Linked DNA regions of Homo sapiens: all the other regions are linked to region 1. The links are chromatin loops, found by intact Hi-C in ENCODE. Cell type or tissue: MCF 10A. All regions are shown on one strand.

What was found. Peaks named below come from ENCODE experiments on the same cell type or tissue, not always from the same donor. Only the 100,000 strongest peaks of a DNase experiment are listed, where the experiment ranks them.
Region 2: it touches region 1 in a loop (8-fold over the local background); 4 of 110 quality-filtered maps call a loop at or near these places.
Region 3: a loop joins it to region 1, with 6 times the contacts of the local background. A loop is called at or near these places in 9 of 110 quality-filtered maps.
Region 4: a loop joins it to region 1, with 2.4 times the contacts of the local background. A loop is called at or near these places in 17 of 110 quality-filtered maps.

What each region holds. Positions count from the first base shown.
Region 1 is chr4:54,681,440-54,686,439 of GRCh38, reverse strand. All of the region lies in intron 1 of KIT (KIT proto-oncogene, receptor tyrosine kinase), which reads right to left. Among named protein-coding and RNA genes, the nearest start is that of KIT, 26 kb to the right of the region's middle. In MCF 10A, no CTCF peak of the experiment used is centred here; a DNase peak (open chromatin) is centred at 2,619.
Region 2 is chr4:55,319,687-55,324,686 of GRCh38, reverse strand. No RefSeq gene overlaps it. Among named protein-coding and RNA genes, the nearest start is that of SRD5A3, 24 kb to the left of the region's middle. In MCF 10A, a CTCF peak has its summit at 2,791 (motif pointing right); a DNase peak (open chromatin) is centred at 2,806.
Region 3 is chr4:54,320,561-54,325,560 of GRCh38, reverse strand. No RefSeq gene overlaps it. Among named protein-coding and RNA genes, the nearest start is that of LINC02283, 9.8 kb to the left of the region's middle. RefSeq lists enhancers at 1-161, 162-819. In MCF 10A, a CTCF peak has its summit at 2,555 (motif pointing left); a DNase peak (open chromatin) is centred at 2,540.
Region 4 is chr4:54,842,838-54,847,837 of GRCh38, reverse strand. It overlaps LINC02358 (long intergenic non-protein coding RNA 2358), which reads right to left and starts at 2,351. Exons shown (of 2, transcript XR_001741510.1): 1 at 2,226-2,351. In MCF 10A, no CTCF peak of the experiment used is centred here; no DNase peak of the experiment used is centred here.

The sequences.
Region 1 (5,000 bases):
TTGGACAATGCAAATTTCTGTTTAGCTTTTAAAAATTAAAGATATGTTCTATCTGCATGCCAGGTCTCAGTACTGTATTATGTACATGATATTTAGTGATTTTACAGAATTTGGACAGTTTAAGGTTTCAAGCAATAGCACTATACCATTTAAAAATGATTAGCCATTTAAAATTCACAAAATAACAGACTTCATTACAGCATATTTAGTTTTTTTTTTTAAGTAGCTCCTTAAGTATATTTCAAGGTTGGTCTAAAGATGATGAACTAATTGACACAGGGGAATCACAGAACAGAGAAATAAAGCTAAAGCTAGAGTGTCAGTAATTAATGGCAAACAAGGCTGGATCAGTAACAAAGCAAGCACTTGTGTAACGTGTCCTTATTGATGAAATGGGAATTGAGCTCCTATCATTTGGCCTGGGAATACAAAGAAGGGGCTCACAGCCCAGTGGGGAAGACAGACTCACATAATTACCATACAATGAAGCAAGTACAGGCTAAAACAGGGCAGAGTATTATGTAGAACTGAGCTGGGAAACTAAGGCAGTGGGCAAGTGGAGAAGGCTCAGAAAAAGATTCCTAGGGCTCAAAACAAGTGATGTGTGCAGCCAGGCTGAGGGGTAGAAGAGGAGAAAGGTCTATCACTTGGGTCAGGGGAGAAGGGAGAGACATTCAAGACCAAATATCACAGAACTAGTGGAGTCAGTGCCTAGGAGTCACAAAATCATTCAGAATTGCTGCCGGTGTGAGGCTAGAGAGGGACAGAGGGCAGAACCCCCGGAGGCCTCCTCCGTCATGGTAAGGGGGTGAGCTGCAGATGTATGTTTTAGGAGGACTCCTCTGGGAGCAGTGAAGGACAGTGCAAGGGGAACAGAATTGGAGAAAGGTCAGCCAGGAGACAACCAGTCAGCGACCCAGAAAAGAGCTGATGAGGGCATCAACCAGAGGTGGTGGGATGAAGGGGAGGGGTGGCTTTATGCCAGGTGAGCCTGGGACCTTGGGTGGGCTGGCCCTGGACAGTGAAGAAGCAAGGAGAAAAATATCCCTGGTTTTGTCTTACATGATGGGGAGATGGGGTGCCAATAGATTGGAGGGGTAAAACAGATTTTGAGGCATTTGGCCCAGCAGGCAGCAGCAAAAAGGTTCTGGAAACTGGAGGCAGGAGGTGGGGTATATCCACAGATATACTCTGGAGTCTTACTGGCACACAGAGGGTGGTAGTGGTGTCCATGAAATCCCCCAGGGAGGGAGTGGAGACTACAAAGAACAGAGGGGCCAGGGAGAAATGACAAGGCCCAGGGTGGCTGAAGTAGGATAGAGATGACAATGACTCCACTGCTAAAGGAGAACCAGGAAATTCCAGATCAGACAGTGCACAGGGCCTTCTATAGAAGGTTGGTGCAAAAGTAATTGTGGTTTTTGCCATTACTTTGAATGGCAAAATAGATGGACACTAGAACCTCAGGACAAGGTAGTAGGTTGGGGAGCAGAGAAGGATGGGGAACCCACCCTCAAGTCTCCAGGGCACAGGACTGGCCACTGACAGCAGTGAGGAGAAACAATCATAGAACTCATACACTCATTAGCAATCCCAGCTGCATGTCGGAACCACCAGAGCTTTGCCCACAGTAGTCAAACCAGGATCTCTAGATGCAGGGCCTGGCAACTGGTACAGCAGAAGCAGGCCCGGCCATTGGTATGGCAGAAGTGGGACATGGAAGAAGGGAGCTTTGTCGTGCTGCCGGGGGAGCAGCAACTGTGGGGACTGGCTGGTGTCAGGGAGGAGTTTGGGGGAGGAGGTGGAGGGAGGACCCTCGGAGTCAGTGAGTGTGGGGGACAGTGCCTGATGGCAGCATGAAGACACAGGGTGCTTCCAGAAGGCTCAGAATGAAGAGTTGGGGAGATGAACATCCACAGAGGAAGATGGCAATAAAGAAAGAAGGAACTGAGGGGAGGGATAGCCAGAGGGATGACTAGAAGGGCTCCTAAGTTGACCTGCCCAGGAGCTGATGCATGTGTCCATAAGGTGCAGAAGCCCATTTTGGGCTCAAGCCCCCCTTTTTTTGGACCTACTCTTTTCAGGAGACTCTCAGTGGTACAAAGGAGCCCATGGTACATGTGGGTCCCACATTTCCAAGGACATGTGAGACGAAGTGTTTCCCAGGTTCGCCAAGGCTAGAGAGGGATGTCACACTGCACACAAAGGCACATCCTTTGCAGCGGAGGCAGTCAGGCTGCACCACCCCACCCCACCCCACCCCACCCACACACCTCTGTGTGGGCGTTCAACCTGGGTGGATTCACCTGTGGTTTGGGCCCTTCCTGCCTCTGCTACTGAGTAGTTTCCTCCTCAGGGCCAAGTCAGCCCTTCAGTTTTCTGCCTTAAACCACACGGACATAGTGCCAAGGTATCATTTGTGCCGATCCCACCTTTCCTGTAGCATTTTCATGTTCTGCTTTTCTGTCTTTTATTTTTGTGATCTCTGGGCAAATCAGACAGACTTCATTCTCTGCAATGAAGCATTTCCCCACTCAGATTCCTCAACATTGCCCAGCTGGGAGATTCATTTTAGTGCAACCCTCACCTTGACTCATTCCTTCCACCAGTTCCCAATTCACAAGCGTGCCACCTGGTGGCAAAAGAAGATGCCCTTGGGCTGCTTCTGCTTTTTGAACAGCACTCCCAAGATAGAGAACATGTTAAATGTTCTGTGTGCTTCTAAGGAAACTTACTAAGAGGACCCAGCAGCAACGACTCAAGCTTCCAGTGAGTGTGTTTTAGAGACAGGACATCTGTCAAAGCTTTTCTCAGGCTGGAGAAGACAAGCAAAATTATTAAATGTTTGGTGTCTGTTAAATATTTAATATTTGTATATATTAGATGAAATGTATAAATGCATACTTTTGCAGGTAGTTACACTTGGGTTTTGGGGGTTTTGTCTTCCCCACCCCCCCACCTTTTGGTGGAGAACGAGGTCTCACTATGTTGCCCAGGCAGATCTCGAACTCCTGGGCTCACGCTATTCTCCTGCCTCTGCCTTCCTAAGTGCTGGAATTACAGGTGTGAGCCACCGCGCCCGGCCATAACTGCATACTTTTGCTCTTAAGCAATTAGTGAAGGATGTGAAGGGGAAAATATATACTGGTAGAGACATAGCAGTTCTGGATTCTAAATCATTAGGCAAGTTACTTAGGTTCTCTAGGCCTTGTTTTTCTCATTTGACAAAGTAAAGAGTCTAAAGCCACTAACAATTCTAAGATCTGTAATTAAATGCTTAGAAGAAATAAATGCTGAGGTGATGGGATAACCCCAATTATCCTGATTTAATCATCCTACATTGTATGTTTGGAATTAAACACATAGGCCCCATCGGAAGGTTAAGACAGGCCGGGCACAGTAGCTCACACCTGTAATCCCAGCACTGTGGGAAGCTGAGGCGGGAGGATCACTTGAGACCAGGAGTTTGAGACCAGCATGGTCAATATGGTGAAACCCCGTCTCTACTAAAAATACAAAATTTAGCCAGGTGTGGTGTAGCATGCCTGTAATCCCAGCTACTCAGGAGGCTGAGGCACAAGAATCGTTTGAACCAGGGAGGCAGAGGTTGCAGTGAGCCGAGATTGCGTCACTGCACTCCAGCTCGGGTGACGGGGCGAGACTCTGTCTTCTAAAAAAAAAAAAAAAAACGGTCAAGACAAAGAAATATCGGCCGGGCGCAGTGGCTCACATCTGTAATCCCAGCACTTTGGGAGGCCGAGGCAGATGGATCACTTGAGGTTAGGAGTTCAAGACCAGTCTTGGCCAATATGCTGAAACCCTGTCTCTACTAAAAATACCAAAAAAATTAGCCGGATATGGTGACATGTGCCTGTAATCTCAGCTTAGGAGGCTGAGGGAGGAGGATCACTTGAACCTGGGAGGTGGAGGTTACAGTGAGCCAAGACTGTGCCACTTCACTCTAGCCTGGGAAATAGAGCAAGACTCCACCTCAAAAAAAAAAGAAAAAAAAGACAAAGAAATCTCTTACATTAATAAAAATTCAGTGCTTGGGCCAGGCACGGTGGCCCATGCCTTTAATCCCAGAAATTTGGGAGGTCAAGGCGGGAGGATTGCTTACCCAGGAGCTCAAGACCAGCTTGTGCAATGTGGCTAAACATCATCTCTGCAAAAAATACAAAAATTAGTCAGGCATGGTGGCATGTGCCTGTACTCCCAGCTCCTTGGGAGGCTAAGGTGGGAGGATCGCTTGAGCCCAGGAAGTTGAGGCTGCAGTGAGCTGTGATCGTGCCACTACACTCCAGCCTGGGAGACAAAGAGAGATCCAGTCTCAAAAAAAAAAAAAAAAAGAAAATTCAGTTCTTGTACATAGAAAGCACTCAAATGTTTGTGGCAAGAATGAATAGCAGTGATTCTCTTATAATATAAATATATAACTAAACATCTACTTTGTTTTTGTTTGTTTTTGAGATGGAGTCTCGCTTTCCCAGGCTGGAATGAAGTGGCACGATCTCGGCTCACTGCAACCTCCGCCACCATGCCCAGCTAATTTTTGTATTTTTAGTAGAGTCAGGTTTTCGCCACGTTGGCCAGGCTGATCTCGAACTCCTGGCCTCAGGTGATCCACCCGACTTGGCCTCTCAAAGTGCTAGGATTACAGGTGTGAGCCACCATGCCAGGCCTACTTTGTTTTTATACTACTCTTTGGACACAGAATTAGAATAAGGACCTAAACATGAAATTTGACTTACGGCTCTGACATCTTATAATTAACTATGAAGATGCAAGTATCATTCGACACTCAAAGACGGACCTTTCTCAGCTAATTATGTGGTCAGACTTCTCCTAGATACACACACCTTACCAGCAGCAAAGACCTTCATAGGACTACTTAATATATTCTCTTCTCACTCACTCATCCTAACAAAAATACAACCTAATGCTTGAGGAAAGACCTCCCCTTTTGATCTCAGAGACAGACTAAGAGGAAACCTTTCTCT
Region 2 (5,000 bases), 640 kb before region 1:
ATCTCCAAAAGCAATCTCTGATCATTCTCCTCCTCCCCTCACCCAAATCTACTCATGTCTATTTTCCTGGGAACTGGTATCTCTATTCTTCAAATTGCTCAAAAAGCTTGACATTTCCTCTTGTCTTCTTATATACCACATCCAAACCATCTTCAAATCCTGCTAGTTTGACCTTCAAAATACATCTAGGATTTGATACCATCTCATTATCTTCACTACTACCATCCTGGTCCAAGTCATCATCTTCTCCTGCCTGGATTATTATAACAATCTTCTAACTCACCTCCCTCTTCTGCTGAGGCCCCTAAGATTTATTTCCAACACAGCAGTTAAGTGATTCCCTCCAAAGATGTTATTGATAGATCATGGACGTCTCTGCTAAACCCTCTAGTTAGTGGCTTTCTCTCTTACTTTAGAGGAAAATCCAAAGTCCTTACAGTGGCTGCAAGGGCCTGGCTGATCTGGGCCCTGCTACCTCTCTGGCTGTGTCCACTCCAGTCCTCCCTCTACGTTTTTCCTCAACCTGCTAGGTATGCTCTTGCCTTGGGGCCTCTGTCCTTCTGTTCTATTAGCAGCTCACCCCCATATATCTGCATGGCCTCCTCCCTTGCTTCTTTCAAGTCCCTACTCAAAATTCCCCTTAAGGAAGACCAATCCGAGTAAAACAGCTCCTCTGCCTCCTTGGCATTTCCCCCTTAGTGTTCTCCATGTCACTTACTACATACTGATATGCTGTGCATTTCATCATTTATGCACAGACTCCAGGAGGGAAAGACTATTTTATTCCCTGCTGTATTTCTAGTGACTGTGTCAGTGCCTGGCATATAAGTTCTCAATATATATTATTCAATGAATGAATTATTCAATATACATTCAAGACAGTGATAGAGGAAATGCTGTAAGGTATTGCCAAATTAATGATATATAAATTAATATTTGGGTTTGCTATTTATTATTATTATTACCATTATTACCATTTCAATAATTATATGTGACAGTAATCTGTTCATTATTATGTATAACAAGTAGGATTGATGTCCCATTATTTTATTTAGGTTAATGACAAAACATGACATGAGTAATGGATAAAACATGAGGAAATGGGACAATTGAAAGGAAGAGAGTGGGAGTTAAACTTTCCTTCCTATATGACTTACATCATAAAAAAATCATTTCATTAAGGTTCTTCCTATTCTACTTAGTATATTCAATTTCTATAACACAAAACTTCATTTCCTAAGTTAAATCTACATTTTCCATTTGGTATTCAAAAAAATGCTCTCTTGTGAGAGGAACATTTGATTCATATGCACAGCACACTGGGAATTGATTAGGCTTGATTAATCTGTCTTATAACAATCTTTACAAAGATGAGTGAAAATATTTTAACCACTTTTGCTCCTTGGAGTTACCTGCCAATATTATTTTAATTGGAACCTCACCTTTCTATGCAATGGATTTTATTTTCACAACCAAAGCTAACATCTATTTGAATTTTCTCTTAACAATGTGCTTAGTTACAAAGAGATTTTGGCATAAAATCACTACTAATTTTAGCTGTGGTTCCTACTTAAGTGTTTTCCTTAGTTTCTTTACATTGTTACTAGACAATGTAAAGAAGGGGATGTTTCCTGAGGTATAGACCCAATAAACAGAAACGAATGTTTTCATTCAACAAATAGTTATTCAAAATCTTGTATGTGCTAAATATATTGTGGGGAGCTGGACATTGGAAGAATGAATAAGACTTTCCCACAAGGAACTCAGTTACAAAACTATAATTCCTTCTTACTTAGCATAAAGGAATCAGTCTTCTTTAAATTGATTTTACTGACTCAGTGATTGGAATGTGCATTATTGATTCTGCACTCTGGCCTTTTTTCATGGCCGAAGTATGTTATTTGTAGTAATAGCTTAGACAGCAGAGGTTTTCTAAGTGTAGTCACTGACTTACACAAACACTGAATACCCTACAATTCTGTTACAAGGATCCCTAAGTACATCACATTTTCTTGTATATTTACAATAATGTGTTTTGTTTGCCAATGAAGCAGTAGTCTTACTTTATTTTTACTCTAAGCAATAGATGGGTCCTTAGGAGGATGTATTATAAAGTGGATATTTAGTAGTTTCAAGATCACCGGGGTTTTAGGGTCACCAGGTAGATAACCAAGAATGAGCCATGCCGCCAACACGGGTCTTAGTTTGCGCATTTGTAAAACAAGGGGATTGGATTACATCAGCAAGTTTCAAACTTAATATACATACTAGTTACCTGGGGATTTTGCTGAAATGCAAAACTGATTCAGAAGGCTGGGGATAAGGCCAGGGATTCTGCATTTCTAACAAGCTCCCAGGTAATAAATAACCATGCTGCTGGTCCCTGGCCCACATTCTGAGCAGTAAGGGTGAGATTAGTATTGTCCAATAGAAAGATAACGGAGCTACAGATTTAATTTTAAATTTCTAGCCGCCACATTAAAAAGATAAAAATAACTAGGTAAAATTAATAATAATTATAATAATAAATATTGTACTTAACATTATATAATCAAAAATAATTTTTCTGTCATCAAGATAAAAATTAGGAATGAGATGTTTTACATTCTTTTTTCCATCTTCAAAATCTGGTGTGTATTTTACACTCACGGTACATCTCAATTTGGACTATCCAAATTTCAAGTGCTCAGTCGCCACCTATGTGCTACTATTTATAGCCACACAGGGCCCTAATGACCATCTCTGCTACTCCTTTTAGTGCTAATCTTCTCCTAAGATTCAGGTCTATCTTACGTTTCAAATAGACTTCTGCCTCGAGGTGGCGCTAATGTTCTTTGTTTTGTCCCTGAAAACATGTTTTTGGATAGGGGAGAATTCTGCCATTCTTATATTATTTATTTATTTACTCATTTATTCCTTTCTTCCTTCATTTATTTAATAATTTTTGAGTCTAGAATCTACTGACGGTAAGTATATTATATTCTCTGTAAGCTTGTCTAATAACTAATGTCTAATAAAGTTATTATTAATTATGCCAAAGTAAATCATGGAAGGAATACTTAACGTCATTGTTATCCATTCTTGATAGGGAGCTGTATGAGATTGATTTCTGATTATATAATATTTTTAGATATAGGATGGTGACCAGGTATTTAATAGAGCCACAGTGGAAACAGTAAAATTGCTGACTAGTGTAGGTCAGATTTAAATACATTTGTGACATGATTGTTTATGAGAAGGAGGAAAACATTTCTCCATCTTCAATTTTATCTAACGCAGGATGACTGGTGCTTTGTATTGGTGGCTTGTGCGTTGAGTTTTCTGAAAGGGAAATGATGAATATAAAAAGTAACCTCAACATCAACTGTAATTTCGCCAATACACCAGGGATACTATACCTGAGAGATTACTTTTTTCTGGAAAAATGATTTTAATACTCACACTTAGTTTTAAGAAGGTATGCCCACTGTGCATTTTTCAAAAGCCTGATATTTCTTTTGCCTGAGTGTGCCTCTAATGATAACTAAAATATGTTAGGTTTTGTGAACAAGTGGGTTACATGAGTTAACTCACCTCCACAGTAAACCAGTGAGGTAGATACTTTTCTCATTCCCACATTTCGAATGAGAAAATGGGTGCTCTAGGTATTAAATAACTTGTCCTGGGCACATAACCATTAAGAGGTAGAATGTGAATTCATATTCAGTCTGTTTGATCCCAAGGTTTGTTCTCTTAACTACTACACTGCATTGAGGAAGCTCTCTTCCTCTATCTTAAGCTAAATTTAACAATCAGTCAACAAAACAGTCACCAAAACCACAATCTACAATATCCAAGTCTACATATCCATGATGGGGCGAGGGTTGTCTTTTATAATGATAACCCATAACATGCTTTAAACAAGGCCAGAGAGCCAAAAGCTCAGGTACCTTTTGTCATAGTTCTCATTTAACTAATGACTCCCTAAGCCAAGTCACCTAAACTCATTTTGTTTCGAGACGGAGTCTTGCTCTGTTACCCAGGCTGGAGTGCAGTGGCCCGATCTTGTCACACTGCAACCTCCGCCTCGCTGGTTCAAGGGATTCTCCTGCCTCAACCTCCTGAGTAGCTAGGATTACAGATGCATGCCACCACACCCAGCTAATTTTTTGTATTTTTGGTAGAGATGGGGTTTCACTCTGTTAGCCAGGATGGTCTTGATCTCCTGACTAAACTCATTTTCTAAGTGTATAAAACAGAATGAATAAGAAATCTCTTTCATGAATGTATAGATCGAATTCATCACCTGATTTCATGACAACTCACTTTACAAATATAAATTCCTCCCAGTAATCATTGTAAAAGCAAACTCACTATATTTTATCACACATAGATTTCCCAGCAGTTTTTTCATGTGCTCCCTTTTTGATGAATCCAAACAAAATGGTGTGTGTGTAAGTGTGTGTATGTGTGTGTGTGTATGAGATAGAGGTGAATTCACATCCTTTCTTTTCCACCTACTGGCTCTGTCATCTTGGGCAGCTTACTGATTCTCTCTTGGAATACCAGTTTCCTTAACTGAAAATCATGGTTGAGATATATTTTTTTTCCTGAGGATGTTTCATGAGAATGAAATGAGATGATATATGTGAAGTCTGTAGCACATAGTTAATCTTCAATAAATGTTAATTTTACAGAGCAATAATAATACAGAAATATCAGTAAGCTACTTGTATGCCTGCTTACTTGAGCTTTTAGAGGAATTTTATATCTAGTGACAAATGAAGGTGAAAAGTGAGACTATTCCCCAGGCAAAGAAAGTCTACTGCCTCCAACGCCCCCAAATTCTCAATTCCTTGATGAATTTAGGCCAAGTGAATCTAAATTATGCAGCAAACTACTTCAGTTCTTTGCTTTGGCAGTGAAAGCCACTTTTCTTAGTAATATCGTGGAAAGGGGCTTGTAAAGACATTGTGGTATTTGGTTCCCGATCTTATCCAAGTCACCTGGATGAAAATTTT
Region 3 (5,000 bases), 360 kb after region 1:
GGCCAGCCGCCCCGTCCGGGAGGGAGGTGGAGGGGTCAGGCCCCCGCCCGGCCAGCCGCCCCGTCCGGGAGGGAGGTGGGGGGGTCAGCCCCCCGCCCAGCCAGCCGCCCTGTCCGGGAGGGAGGTGGGGGGGTCAGCCCCCCGCCCGGCCAGCCGCCCCATCCGGGAGGTGAGGGGCGCCTATGCCCAGCCGCCCCTACTGGGAAGTGAGGAGCCCCTCTGCCCGGCCAGCCGCCCCGTCCGGGAGGTGTACCCAACAGCTCATTGAGAACGGGCCAGGATGACAATCGCGGCTTTGTGGAATAGAAAGGGGGGAAAGGTGAGGAAAAGATTGAGAAATCGGATGGTTGCCGTGTCTGTGTAGAAAGAGGTAGACATGGGAGACTTTTCATTTTGTTCTATACTAAGAAAAATTCTTCTGCCTTGGGATCCTGTTGATCTGTGACCTTGCCCCCAGCCCTGTGCTCTCTGAAACATGTGCTGTGTCCACTCAGGGTTAAATGGATTAAGGGCGGTGCAAGATGTGCTTTGTTAAACAGATGTTTGAAGGCAGCATGCTCGTTAAGAGTCGTCGCCACTCCCTAATCTCAAGTACCCAGGGACACAAACACTGCGGAAGGCCGCAGGGTCCTCTGCCTAGGAAAACCAGAGACCTTTGTTCACTTGTTTATCTGCTGACCTTCCCTCCACTATTGTCCTATGACCCTGCCAAATCCCCCTCTGTGAGAAACACCCAAGAATGATCAATAAAAAATAAATAATAAAAAAAAAGAGGCTGTGTTTCTATCTGGTGGACCAACTAGAGAAAGGTTCACTTTCAAGTATGTTCCAGCTGTTAGCAGAATTCCGGAATTCCTTTCCTGGCAGTTGTGGGACTGATGTCTTGCTAGCTTTTGTACAAGGATGGCTCTCGAATGCTAGAGGATGCCCTCAGCTCCTTGCCATGTGGCCTCTCCTTCTGGCTGTTTCACACTTCCAATCTCTCTGACTTATCTGTCCCTGACCTCTGAACACGTATTTAAAGGGCTCATGTGAGTGGGTCTGTACCACCTGGGTAATCTCCCTCTTTTAAGATCAACTGATTTGGGATTTTAATCACATCTGCAAAAGCCCTTCACCACACACAGCACCTAGGTGAGTGTTTGAATACTGGGAGAAGGTGTGTGCACCAAGGGCCTGGAATCCTGGTGGTCATCTTCAAGTTCTGCCCAGGACAAGCCGTCACTGGTACCCAGTTGATGTGTGAGGAAGGCTGGAGACATGTTGCTAGTGCTCGTGTTCCGAGTCATTCTGGGGAGGCCGCAAGCCTTTGGGAAAAGCCCTTGTCTGCCACAGCAGCTTGTAATGGGACAAGAGCAGTGATAGGCATTGTTGTGGAGATGGATGATCAAATGAGTCAAAGGCAGCACTTCCAGCTGCTCAAGTCCTCCCCATGGCGAGCAGATGACTGGGAAGTGCACAGGCAGAGGGAGTGGCCCTGGTGGGCATGAGGGCTGCTGGCCTGGCCAGAGAGCAGAGTTAAGGGGATGGAGTCAGTGGAGACTGAGATAAAGAGCAAAAGCCGCAGACTCTAGCAGTGGGCCCCAGCATGGGAGCCCACCAAGTCTGCAAAGCCAGTCCTGCCACCCTCAAGAGAGGCAGAAAGGGTTCAGAGTTTTGCACAGAGACCCAAAGGTCTGGGCTCTTCTTTCCTGCTGAGAGTCTGGGAGCCACGGCCTTCCACAATTATACCCAGAGCCTTTTTGGAGAATAAATAAAGATGGGGAGGGGATCAGAGAGCCTGAGGAGACTTGAGTTGAGTTTTGGTTTTCCTCGGACTGATGGAGGTTCCAGGGCCCAGGACTCCGGGGTATCAAAACTGGAAAAGTCCTGACAAACAGGAAGGTTGGCACCCTAGCTTTAAAAGGCTATTTCGATTATTAAGTTGACCTAAGATTTAAACTAAATTATGCCAGGCTGAATCTCTCTCACACACACACACGCACCCCCACCTCAGGAAGGTCATGACCATCTACAGTAATGATCAGCTGCGCTGCATTTTTTTTGCTTGCCTGAGTTGTAGGTCTTGTACATTTGCAATACCTCATCACCAGTTTCATATTCTCTTGCTTCATCCTCACAGCAGCACTGTAATAAAGACAGAAAGGGGAATGACAGACGAGGCCAAAAGATGGCCTGAAAAGCCCACGACCAGTGACTGCATTGCAGGGCCCATGTTGGAACCAGATTGTTCAATTCCCAGTTTTCAGCATATGATGAATCTTCAGATCTAAGAATTTTGCCACCTACGCTTATCTTTTCCAGGGCTCTGCTTAATTTCATTAATAAATTAAATCCTGAATATTCATCACATGTCGATTACTATTCATCGAGTGTTCATTGGCTTCATGGCCATATTCAAGACATCAGGTGGGCATGGTCTCAGCTGAACCACAGCCTTCGGCAGTGGGCCCTCCTCACCTGCCTTCCTGGCCCAGATAACAATAGGAAAGTCAGAGCAAAGAGCAGGTCGGCCAGAGCACTATCTTTGTGTGATGCTTCCCCCTTGTGGCCAACTTGCCACTTTGGACAGGAGGTAAAGAATTCTCCAAAAGGTCTTCCTGTTCAGGGATTACCACTTAGGCAGGTAAGATGCCTGGGCTGAGGCCTGAGCCTGGGTGGGCTCTCCCATGCCCCAGGCTCAGAGATTTCACGTGAAGAATCCGGCTTCTTCATCCACTCTCTACTCCTTCGTGGACAAGGCAGGTGGAGGACAGATTGGCCCACAAGAAATCTGGGTGTTTGAAGATTAGGGACCCCAGAATAGTCTCTGACCTCCAAATTCCAGCCAGGAAACTCATCATTGTTTACCACCTGATGCTCTAAGACACATCAGTGCTTGACTGTCAACATATGTTCAGTGCATCTTGAGGGTGTTAATAGGCTGAAAGCAATGGCCAATTGTCCAGGATGACTGGGGAAGAGAAGAGTTGGTGGTTAACCATCCCATAATCTTCATCAAAGCTGCCCTCAGGCCTTCCTTGGTGTTTCTATTCTTTCCTTATGTATGTATAAATACAATTTATAAATTTCATATATATATTTCAGTATATATATATGTATATATATACATATATATATATACTGGAACATATAAATATGTACTTCAGTATATATATACTGGAACACATAAATATATATATAATATATATACTGAATAGAAATATATTTTTACATTCTAAAACTATATTGACCCAATTTGGCAGCCTAAGCGATGATGAAGCGGAGCAGATTTAGCTTGGCACATGGAGTCCTGTTCTACACAGGCTCCAAGACGAGCAGAGCCAGCCTATGATGGAGAGAGTGTCTGAGAGTAGAAAAATAATCAGAAAAATGGTGGCGGGCAAGGTAGAAGAATTAGTGGCAGAACGTTCCTGGATTATTTTTCTGAAGTCAGAAGCTCCAAGGAGGCAGCACTAATGGCAATTAATTGGTTAAAAGAATATTTCAACTAAACTTGTCTCACACTGGGTTTATGTAACTTGGTCTAGTGTAAGGTTCAGGGTGAAAATGGAGATAAGAATTAGAGTCAAGATGGCAGAAAATCTTCCCATTCTTGTTCTTGATAGAAAATCCATCTTCCGTTCTCCTCGCACCTCCTATGTCTTGTTTACATCGTTCATAATGCCTTCTCTTTCTGCTTGCAGGCCTGATTTTAACTCTAACAAATAAACTATTTGGGCAATTATTTCACTAAGTCTTTTTCCACTACCAAACCAGAAATGGGGACAGAAATGACAACAAATGTCTTTGAGTGAATGAGTGAATGAATGAAGGGCTGGATCACTGAATGAATAGGTGTTCAGTGCTGTGTTGGGTACAAGGGGTCCAGAGAGGAACAGAGAGAGGAGGCCTGGCCTCAAGGATCTGACAGTGGAGCAAGTAATTAGAAGGCTGAGGAATGCTTCAAAGCACAAGGGCAGTGAGCTATGAGAGTCTCCAGCAACCTGGCATGGTTTGGGGGTATATGAATTTAATGCCTCAAAAAATGCTTTGTTTAATGCACTAAACAAAGAGGTGGGAATCTGAGGAAAATGAGTGCCAGGCAGACAGAACTGTGTATGCCAAGGCCCGAGGCAGGGAAGGGATTAGCTCATTAGCAAGAGGGAAAGAAAATCACTGTGGCTGGGCCAGAGCGAAGGGGAGAAGGGCATGGAGTGAGGGGGCAGGGGCCAGATCACACAGGGCCTTCAGTCCTTACTGGGCTGGGCTTTTCTCTAAGGGTAGTAAGAAGCCATTGATGAGTAGTAAGCCATGCAGTGACATAATCAGGTTTGTTTTTTTTTTTAAAAAAATGAATTTCTCTGGCTGCTGTGTGGAGAATGGATTGGCCAGAGGGAAGAATAAAGAAGGCAAGGCCCGTCAAGAGGCTGCAGCGGCAGTCCAGGTGAGAGGTGATGCAGGCTTGATCTTGGTGGCAGTCCTGGAAATGAGGAGGATGGGGAGGATCCGGGAGTAATTCAGGAAGAACTTGTAAAGTGTATGAGTCAGAAGAAGGAGTCAGGGATAACACCCAGGTGTGCGGTTTGGGCAGCTGATGCACAGGTACTAAGAGGAGCAGTTCCTGGCTCATTTGGGAGCATCTTGAATTTAGTGTCCTGTGAGGAGCCATATGGTCAGTAATTGCTATGCAAGTCTGGAGCCTGAGAGAGGGCAGTGCTGGAAATAGAGAGAGTGTGAATGGTAAATGAACGGGGCGGGTCCAGGTAAGAGGAGCCTGAGGGAGTCCACCGACAGGCCAGTGGCTAGGCTGCCATGACTGTCTAGGGCAACGCAGCAACTCTGTGTGGTAACTCTTCCTGCATTTTGTTTTCTAGTCTGCATTTTCATGGGCATCAGATAATTAAATTCTCATATGTGGTAGAGGCTATGGTTGCTTACCCCATACCTATTCTCTCCTCTGCCTTGACAACAGACTCCTCTATTGTCAAAGGTCTCAATGTGCCCAGCTAGAAAACTAT
Region 4 (5,000 bases), 160 kb before region 1:
CCAGGGTTGGTTGGGAAATTTTAATAAAGGTGGACTCCATGAAAAACTCTGGGTGTTGAGGATGGAAGAAGCAATCTGATGGTATGGCTTGGTGAAGGATGCCTGGTTTAGAGATAAAACATGTGTGTGGCTTTAAAACTTCACAGGTTTACTTATAAAGCGGTTAATTATTTTATTCAAGATGACAAAGAAGCAGTTGGTAAACCAGAGCAGGAAAGTATTCATCTCTTTATCTTGAACTTGACCCCAGTGGGTGACCTCATTTCTAGGGAGTTTCTTTTCATTGAGAAGTGTGCTTGAAGCTTACGTTAGTGACAATTGGCAAAGTCTTCCTCATTTTAAAATTATAACCCATTAAGGCAAGCTTCTGTTTACTCTCCCATGTAGCAAGGCTCTCAAGTTTCTAATTTCTAATGATAGACTGAATTATTCATAAAATACATCTATCTTTCTTACTCCAATTATTAATCTCTTGATGCCATTGGGGGTCTTGAGGCTCTGCTGTAAAAGCTTAATGCATTTTGCATCACTGTGTCACACTCACTGGCAATGTTTCTGGCCTGGCTTAAAGGGGTTAAAAAATAGGACTTGAAGTGGTGCCAGACAATTAGGTAATTACAAAACACTTTTGTACATTAAAGTAATCTTGTAAGCATTATGCCTGAATCGTGGCTGCCAACTTAGTGCTTTCTTGATTGTACACTAGGGTTTTCAAAGTCATCATCAAATTCTAAGATTTTTTAAAAAGATCACTACCTATTTTAAGAGAGTACTGTGATTTTTTTTTTCTCAGTAACTTCTTACTCATATGAAAATGCTTCCAAATTAATAATGATCATAGTAGCCAACATTCATTGAGCACTCACTATATACTTGGTTCTGTGCTAAGGACTTCGGAAGTGCTATCTTATTTAGTCCCTTCAACCACCCTATGAAACAGGTAATGATAAACAGCTAAGGATCAGGGAGTGCATTCCAGCTGCAGACACTCATTTAATATAATTACAATCTTCTGAAGTATATACTTTAAATTTCACTGAAAGTAAGAAGCCATCAATTGTAAGGCCACTGTTATGGCCAGAATTGTGTTCCCTTAAAATTCATATGTGAAGTCCCAATTCCTAGTTTAAAACAAGACGATATTTGGAGATAGGGTCTTTAAAGGGGTCATGAAGTGAAAATGAGGACGGGGGGGTGGGCCTTAGTCCAATATGACAAGTGTCCTTATAAGAAGAGGAGATTAGGGCAGGGTGCAGTGGCTTATGCCTGTAATACCAACAATTTGGGAGACTGAGGCTGGTGGATGACTTGAGCCCAGGAGTTTGAGACCAGCCTGGACAACATGGCAAAACCCTGTTTCTACAAAATATACAAAAATTGACTGGGCGTGGTGGCACCTGTCTGTAGTCTTAGCTATTCGGGAGGATGAGGTGAGAGGATCCTTTCCAGCCTGGGTGACAGACTGAGAACCTATCCCAAAAAAAAAAAAAAAAAAAAAAGACGATTAGGACACAGACACACAAAAAGGGAAGACAACGTGAGGACACAGAAAGAAAATGGCCATCTACAAACTATGACCTCAGAAGAAACCCTACCAATACCTTCATTTCAGATTTCCAGCCTCTACAACTGAGAGAAAATACATCTGTGGTGTTTAAGCCACCCAATCTGTGATACTTTCTTACGGCATCCCTGGCAAACTAATAAAGACACCACTATTTTATGTATCATGAAGTAAGAATAAACATAGTAAATTAAATAAGAACCATGGCTATGACTTTTTACTTTAGCTTTTGTGCATACACAAAAAGGAAATCATAAGCGAAATACATGAGTGAAGGCATTCCTAAAACTTCTTCACCTAGGGTATAACTTTTCTAAAATGCTTTGTTAAAATCTGTGATTTTTCACACAGTTATCTTCTTTACCATCAACAGTGTTGGTGATGCAGCAGTTTTTCAAACAAGGCACCACTGTTGTCTCTGGAATGTTCTTCAGTCCACAGATATTAATCCTGAAAGTTTTGATGCTGACATTGTTTTGACCCTGCTGCTCTGTTTCATTGCTTTTTGTATACAAGATAAATATTATGTCGATGCAGATTCATGTGGTAAAAATTTTGCACTCAATAATGAGTTACATAAAAAATTTAAAAAGAGGAATTTGAAGTGGGGGCATGTCTTGAAATAAAAGGAAGAACCCCCCACCCAATATAAATAGTCTACCTCACAACTTTTCCACCATCTGTCTTGACATCCATCCATCTTCTGGTTGGCATAGAAATCTGACATTCTTTCCCATTAGGGGACAAAGTTATATTCTATGTGTTACCGAGGTAACTGGGGGCACTTGGGGCTGAACCAATCTGAGTTATCCTGATGGTATCCAAAGACGACATCATAAAGAGAGGGTTCTGGGGGACATTTGACCCTGGTCTCATATGCGCCAAGAACCTCAAATTTAAAATTGGGATTTTTTTTTACTTAAAAAAAAAATCTGACTACCCTCAAATATACAAATGATTCTAGTCTTCCCTGATTTCTAAAAGGTCCTGATACCAAACATGAACCTGCATTTTCATCCATCTTTGCAACCAGTATTGATAGAGTGGCTACTGTGACTTGCACTAAGCTGGGTGGGCATGCTTTAGGCACCCAGGGAAGCAAGGCATGGTCTCTCACCTCAAGGAGCCCACCCACTTCCAGGAGAAACAGGTCTGTCCACTTGAAACTGCCCTGGTGTGATGCATGGCTTGCTGGAGGCATGGAGAAGTGGGAAAATTCTAAGGTGATTCGAGTTGGGACCTACTCAGAGAATGGTTCATATAAGGAAGAATAAGTACCCCGATATGGGTGGATAATTTCTCACAAGAGACATGACTTGAGCAAAGATACACAAACATAAAAAGTAGGTAAGTGCAAACATAAGACTCGGATATGAGGTGTAGCTAGTGGAGAAGCAGGGATGAAATGGGAAAGGGAGGTGGAGAACCTGTAGACCAGTGGTCCTCGACACTAGCTCCCATTAGACTCGCTAAGGGCACTCCTAAAAACTACAGATGCCTGCACCCTGGCACAGATCAGTTAACTCTGAATCTCTGGAGGTAGATTCTAATGAGCAGCCAGGGTTAGGGATCACTGCTGTTTCCTTAGAAAATTATGTCAATATTTCTAAGGGGCATGCACTGCTATAGTAGCATCACAATTTTGGGAAGAGTTGTCCTGAACAATTAATTTGAAAAAGCCCCCCTTGCCCAAGATGATTTTAATTTGACTAAGTTTATGTGATGGAGGACATCTAGTCAGTCGTCTGGAGTTTTACAACACCTGGATATGAAGTGATGGACTGGTCATGTCTAGGGGACCAGATGAAAATTTCACCTTCCCTCTAAATCATCTGGCACTATTTGGGGGTGGAGGCACTGACCTGTCTTGTGAAGAGCAGGGTTATGGTTCGGCCGTGACCTTGGCAGTCGCCATCACAACTTTGGTTTTGCTTCAGTCAGTTGCCACCTCTTGGGACTGTAAATATTGACACTCCCCTTTAGAGAAATCAATATCTGCATATTAGCCTCCAATTTCATATATCGATGTGCAGATCTGAGGGCCTCGGGTGAATATGAGATGACTTCAGCATTTGCTGCCTCTGAGCTGAAAAGCCAGCGGATTTGCATTTCCCCCAGTGATTCTTGGCTGCATGACTTGTATCACTATTATCTCTTCACAGTGTGTTTGTATGCAAAACTTTTGGCAGAACCATTTTAGAAGCAAGCAGACAATAAATGAAGGCTCTGCTTTCTCAGAGTTCAAAATTAACTTTCTCAAATTCTATAGAATAAGTTTTCTGAAATAACTTCTAAATTAAAAAAAAATTAACCCTTTGGTCAAAAATGTGCTTTGAATGGAGCTCTTGTTGATCTTTTCTTACATCAAGGAATCAGAGTATTTTGGGTGAGCTTTTCCATCCCCAGTCTCAATTCAGGTACCAAGTCAATCAGATTAAAAGGGAATGCTCAAATATTATCATCATCCAAATACACTTGCCACAAACAATCAGTAGGGCTAGTTTATCTTCCTACAGAACGGACTGATGTTTTAACTAGAACTGTGTGTACGTAGATCCAAAAACAACCATGCTGTTCAGTCAACTCTGCAAGGCTCTGTGTAGATGAGATCCCTAGGACTGATGGAAGGGAGTGACCTGGTTGGTTTAGTCAAAGGGACACAGATTTTGACACAGATCTGCCCTCTGTTTCAAAAAATTGATTGAGGCACTCTAAAAAAACAAAAACCCTTAGGAAAACCACCTTACTCCAGCATACTCACCTATGAGACTGCTTAGAAAAAGTAGGAAGAGTCAAAGGGTGCATCTAAAAATAACTGACAAGCCCCACAGCCTTCATTCTAGAAGTCCTGTGATTGTGATTCCCTTAGGCAAAGTTGGCACGGGTGTGGTGGGGGCAGGCGGGAGAAAGCACTTCACTAACATCACTCCTTGGTTTGAAATCCTGCAAGAAGATCAGCACTGTCGCAGCAGGAAGGCTGAGCCTGGCAGCTGCAATAGGCAGGCCTCCGACAGGACACAGAGCTGAGGTGCAAAGACGGCTGATGGCAGTTTGCTGGAGTGGCAACTTGGCTCTGACTTTCTCCCAGGGGTGCTCCGATCTGACAGTCAGAATTTGCCTACTCCTTCAACTAAGTTCCCCTTGTCTTCCAGCTCCCCTCATGTACACCTAAGTTAGGATTTTTTATTTTCAAAATTTTAAAAATAAAAGGAACTGTTCATGTTTTCCTACATTATAGGCATTATTCAGTCCTCATTATAGAAACTTTGGATAAAATAAAACCAAAGGGGAAAAAAAGTGCCTAGAGTTACCAGACAAAGGCAACCCTTGTTTATCTTTTGGCCTGTTTGCTTTCAGGCCAAATATAAACAATGCATATATTCTAAATGTAAAAGGACAAAATTAAACAAAGTTTGCACCCAAGCTAATCCCATGA